Linked DNA regions of Homo sapiens: region 2 is linked to region 1. A link is a loop called in an ENCODE intact Hi-C map of the cell type or tissue named here. Cell type or tissue: dorsolateral prefrontal cortex. All regions are shown on one strand. Each heading gives the region's core, and the rest is flanking DNA. Links, peaks and the distances in the headings are about the cores only.

Region 1 (2,909 bases), core at 234-2,733:
AGAGTCCTCTAGCCCATGGCAGGGGAAGGATATGGCCAGCAAAAGACCCCAAGATTTCCCAGGGAGAAGCCGGGTGAGGCAGATGCTGACCAGAAGGCCCTCTGCTCCCTGTCTCCAGTGTTCCCATGTAAAGGTGGGGGGTGAGGCAGGAACTGTGGTCCCTTCCAGCTTGGAAAGGCCATCACTCCATGAAGCTGGCCCTGGCCCTGGCCCGAGCCTCCCAGCCCTGCTTCTACCCAGTTGGGTGGGCTTCAGCAGATTCCTTAATCTCCCTGGGCCTCCATGTCCTCTTTTCTTTCTGTTCTGAAGCAGGAATTCTGCCTTACTAATAATTCCTTTTGTCTGATTATCAATTTTAAAAAGAACTTTCCAGCTGGGCACGGTGGCTCATGCCTGCAATCCCAGCACTCTGAAAGGCTGAGGCAGGCAGATCACCTGAGGTCAGAAGTTTGAGACCATCCTGGCCAAAACGATGAAACCCCGTCTCTACTAAAAACACAAAAATTAGCCAGGCATGGTGGTGTGCACCTGTAATCCCAGCTACTTGGGAGGCTGGGGCAGGAGAATCGCTTGAACCCAGGAGGCGGATGTTGCAGTGAGCTGAGATCGCACCATTGCACTTCAGCCTGCGTAACAGAGTGAGACTCTGTCTCAAAAAAAAAAAAAAACAGAATTTTCCCACCCACGATCTCATGCTGATCTTGGCAATGCAGTGAAGAGGCAGGAAGGGCATGGATTGTTGTCCCCATTTTATGGAAGGGAATGGCCAAGGTTCAGAGCAGCTAAGGACCTCCCTGAGTCTCATCGCCAATGAGGAGCAGAGCTCCAGCTCAAAGCCTTGGAGAACCACATGCTGGGATCTCATCTCCAACACCTGGGGAGGTCTCATCACCTGGTCAGGCTGCCACACCTGTGGCTGGCAGGAATGCTCCCTCTTGCAGACTGGACCAAGAGGCGACCAGAATGCAAAGCCTCCAGGAGAAATTCTGTAGGTAGCTGGGTCTCAGAGCAGCTGCAGAGTTCGCTGGCAGCTTTTTGTATAACTGTCCACTGCTCTAAGCTCCAGGATGGTGTCCCCCTCCCTACAAAAGTATGAAAGAGCTCCCCCCATCCTGGGAGGGCCTCTCACAGTGAGAGAGCCACCTACCCTCAATACTGAGGCAGCCCCCTCAAATCCCATGCCCTGCACAGTGCTAAGCCCCTTACCAGTGATACCTCGACATTTCTTCCAACGACACTGCAAGGTAATAGCCATGATTATGCCTGTTTTGCTGACACCACAAGAACCACCCTCTGCTGCCCTGCCCCATGGGAATCTCCTTTGGAAAGCCATTATTTCTTCACCTGAGATGGTGACCGTATTGCCTGTCTCAACAGCAGAGTGTAGGGCTGGGTCTCTGGCTCTCAGAGCTTGAAGCTGTAATACTAGAGGACCCAGAAGGCTTCCAAGGCAGGGGGCAGAGCTGGCTGGCTTAGATGGGCAAACATTTTCGGGAGACCTAAGCTTTGGTCTCTCTCTCTCTTGGCCAAGCCAAGAGAGAGAGCACTAAGCCAGCTCCCTCCAGGGAGGCTGAATTCCCATCTGCCTAAATCTGTCTAAATTGGGGACACTCATTACCTTCCTGGCTTCCCTCACAGGTAAACCATCTCTTTTAATCCAGGGTGTGATCCAACTCGTCAGTCCCAACACTGATGCCCACTGTGCCCTCAATAGCAGGCTCTGTGGTCAAGGCCATAAGCCACCCTGAAGGCTTCCTCACATAACTCACTCAGACGGTGCCTCCTGACTATGGGGTGGTCAGCCAAGCACAGACCTTTCAGATGCACTGGCCCTGGCCCAGAAGCACTGGGCACAGACCTGTGCATTTAAACATGGGCATCCTGAAATCCAACCAGACACCCAGCTCCTCTTGGCCTCTTTAAAATCCCGCTCTTGCCTTACCTCCTTGCTCCTGAATTAACTGTATCTTTGTAAAAAACAAAACCTCTTCAGCCATAAATTAAGTTGGTTCATTTGCTTTGATAAAAATTCTGTCATTTAATTCAGTTCTCCTAATGACCCTATGACATAGGTAGGAAGGAAAGCAGCTGCTACCATTTTTCAGATGAGAAAACTAAGGCTCAGAGAGGTTATGTCACTGGCCCCAGGAGGTCTCGGGAGAGGAGAGATTCACTGTTTGTCTTCTGCCTCCTCCAGAGTCTGTGATCTTACCATATTTGTATAACTGTATATGCACATTACAAAGAATATGAGCTATTCCTCTTAGCTTTCTTCTTAAAAGACCAATAAATCATTTGTGATTTCTCTAATGGAGAGTAAATGAATATGAAGAGCCCTTCCCCTTGTTTTGAAACTGACAATAACAATAGCTACCATTTATTGAGCGCTCACTGTGTGCCAGGCTCTGTGCTAAGTGCTTTGGATGCAAGTCTTATTGAATCTCATTTAATCATTACCACAACCCTGCAGGGTAGAACCAGCCCCATTTCAGAGATGAGTTTGTAACTGGCCCCAGATCACTCAGAAAATGGCAGAGCCAAGATTCAAATCTAGGTTTTCCTAACTCCAAGACTCTTAAATTAATGGAGCCAACATCAGATTCTAGGTTAGAGAATAGTCCCTGACCAATGTGCCCATGGACCCAACTGACTTCAGAGCCTTCTGTGTTCTGAAGCCAATTGTGGGCTGCATCTGTCCAGTGTATTTGCAGGAACTGAGAAACACACCTGTCCAGGCAATAGAGACCCAGAGCCCAGGACTACTTTCGGATAACACCACCCAGGATCTTGCAGCTAGAGAACAATCAGAGCTGCCATCACCCAGGCAATTGGGCCTTTCTCAATACAGAGTCAAAAAACTTCTCCAAATCCTGACTCTCTTTTTCTTCTCTGGATGCCACCTGCATGTC
Region 2 (2,909 bases), core at 323-2,822, 120 kb before region 1:
CTCCTTCCAAGCCTTGGCGCCACCCTCTCCCCCGCCCCTGCCGTTCCCTTGGCTTCTTCTGCTCCCACTGAATTGTACGTCTGAATCCCACTCAACCTTCCAGGCCCACCTCACCCCTCACCTCCTCCAAGAAGCCTTTCCTGCCTTCTTGGAGGGGAAGCCTCCCACCTCACAGCCCAGTGTGGGTTGGTTCTGTCCCCACGGCTAGCCCATCAGGATTCCTGAGGATAGGGGCCCTCCACAGCACCCTCTCCTCCCCATCCTTTCCAACTCATGGGACAGGAGGCTATACAGTCATCTTGGAAGATCTGAGGGCAGGAGACTGTCCAGGATGGTCTACTTGGCTGGGCTGGGAGGAGAGTAGCACACTGGGTTTGTGGCCACCATCCCCAAGGCCCTGGATGTCAAAACTTCTAAATTTTGTCTTACAGTGTTAAAGGGCAGGCTCTGGAACCACATTGCCTGGATTGAGTCCTAGCTCCACCACTGAGCAGCTGAGTGACCTTGGGCAAGCTACCTAGCCTCTCTGTGCTTTATTTCCCCATGTGCAAAACAAGGATAATAGTAGGGCTGTTGTAGCATATATGTAAAAAGCGCTGAGTTCAGCAGCACATGGCAGAGCAAGGGCTTATAGAGTTATTAGCTACAATTGTTACTACCAGGTTCAAATCTAGCTGCATCTCTGTGATCTTGTACAAGTCAGTTAACATCTGGACCACCAAAGCCCAGCCACTGTCCCCTGGCATCTTGAGTGTGCTTGTGCACACACACACACAATGGATTTTGTTTTGTTTTGTTTGAGACGGCGTCTTGCTCTGTCGCCCAGGCTGGAGTGCAGTGGTGCGATCTTGGCTCACTGCAACCTCCACTTCCCAGGTTCAAGCAATTCTCCTGCCTCAACCTCCCGAGTAGCTAGGACTACAGGTGTGCGCCACCACACCTGGCTGATTTTTGTATTTTTAGTAGAGATGGGGTTTCACCACGTTGGCCAGGCTTGTCTCGAACTTCTAACCTCAAGTGATCTGCCCGCCTCAGCCTCCCAAAGTGCTGGGATTACAGGCATGAGCCACCGCGCCCGGCCCACACAAAACGTTTGTTCACTTGTTTACTATCTGCCTTCCCTATTGCAGACCTGAACGTAAGCTCCATGAGGCAGCGCGTTGCCGTTCATCAGCGAAGCACCAGCTCCCAACAAAGTGTCTGGCAAATAATAGGTGCTCAGTCATTATTCCACAAACAAATGAACAAATGTGGACCTTCTTCATTTGTCAAACAGGGGATGATCATTCCTCTCTCACAAGGCTACTGTTGGAAATGAACGAGATCACAGCACATGGAAGCCACACTCAGTTTTCCTCCACGAGTGGGAGAAGCATCTGGGGACGGCTATCTTGGAAGTGGACGCCAGGAGGCAGCAAAGGGCCAAGTCACTCAGGACACACTTAATCCTTGCCAAGGATTTCCAACCCGCCAGCAAGCAGGAAGAGGGAGCAGAAAAGAGACGAGGGGGGCCCTCTTGCAGCTCCTGCCAAGTGCCAGGGAGCTGTAGGCTCTCGTGGAGCAGATTGATGCACCTCACTCGTTCCTTCAGCAAGCCTTAATTGAGTCACAGAGAGGTAAACAGACAGATTCTCACTCTTGTGGAGCTCTGAGCCTAGCAAGGAGACAGTCTCTCGACACAATTAAAGGAAGCTGTCTGCGCTGAAGGCAGCAGGTCTTCAAGTTTCCTTGAGCACAGTGACCCTGTATTTTAGGCTGAGATGTGATAGCTGAGCAAGAGTTAACCAGGTGAAGAGGAAGGGAGGTGGTGAGAGCTTCAGACAGAGGGAACAGCCTGTGCAAAGGCCCCAAGGCAGGAAAAGGCAAGTTCATTTCATCTTTGGCCCAGAGACAAAAAGTGACTCTCCAAGATCACACATTGAGAAGCAGAGCCCAGCTTTCTGGCTCTCCCTCCAGGCTCCGTCCCGCATCCCTAGTTTCCCTTCCAACAAGCTTCAGCTCTGCTGTAGCAGCAGCTGGGCCGGAGGCAGAGGAATTTTGGCCCGGACACAGCCTGACCCAACTTCCCCAGAATATGAGCTCATAAGAGATTTTAATTTTGATGTCTAGACTAAGACAATGACCAAATGTCCTAGGGCGAATGAGGCTGATAAGAGCCTATATTTGGGGAAACGAGGCAGCCCTCTCTGTTATCATGTTTCAGAGTGGCCCTTGGCCAGGGCAAGGGGGCTGCGGAGGCCGGCGGAGCTAAGCATGGAGGTTTCTAACGCAGTGAGGGCATTGGCTGGGACTCAGAGATGCTTGGAAAGTTGCAGTTAAGACTGACCCTCATCTAGATGAGCATTCCAAGGAGCCTTAGCATGGGACAGGGCAACCCTGTTTTATCAGTGGGAATAGATAAGGTTATACTGGAAACAAAACAACTGCTAAATCCAAGAGGCTTCAAACCATAAAGATATATTTCTCATACAGAGTCAACTCCATGCTGGCTGGGCGTGGCCCCTGGGTACCAGGCCAGGAGGAGAGCAAGGGAAAACTTGGAGCATCTGCAATTGAATGCTTCCACCCAGTGGCCACAGCCAGCTGCGTCCATGCCCAAGGTCAAGGTGGTGGCTTGGTGCTGTCATACCGTGTGCTGGAGGAGGAAGAGGCCCAGGGACATAAAGCAAGCACGGGCGTCCATCTCCCCACCGTGGCATGAATAGAGATGCCTGGGAAGCCACAGTGGGAGCTGGATCTCATTTAGCCAGTTGTCCCAAAAAGACAAGGCCTTGGGCTGGGCAACCTACCTTGGACAGTTGTGTCATTCATGAGCAATTACTCTCTGCCCCGTGCTCCGGGGGTGTTAGGACATTTAATCCTCCCAACAACACTCTTAGGTAGATGCTGATGTTCTGCCCCATTTTACA

What was found. Peaks named below come from ENCODE experiments on the same cell type or tissue, not always from the same donor. Only the 100,000 strongest peaks of a DNase experiment are listed, where the experiment ranks them.
Region 2: a loop joins it to region 1, with 3 times the contacts of the local background. A loop is called at or near these places in 9 of 110 quality-filtered maps.

Annotation. Positions count from the first base shown.
Region 1 is chr9:113,530,993-113,533,901 of GRCh38, reverse strand. All of the region lies in intron 16 of RGS3 (regulator of G protein signaling 3), which reads right to left. Among named protein-coding and RNA genes, the nearest start is that of RGS3, 69 kb to the right of the region's middle. In dorsolateral prefrontal cortex, for the core only: no CTCF peak of the experiment used is centred there; no DNase peak of the experiment used is centred there.
Region 2 is chr9:113,654,084-113,656,992 of GRCh38, reverse strand. The region is part of intron 2 of LOC105376223 (a long non-coding RNA gene); the gene reads right to left. Among named protein-coding and RNA genes, the nearest start is that of RGS3, 190 kb to the right of the region's middle. In dorsolateral prefrontal cortex, for the core only: CTCF peaks have their summits at 1,195 and 1,404 (motif pointing right); a DNase peak (open chromatin) is centred at 1,432; H3K27ac peaks cover 703 bases.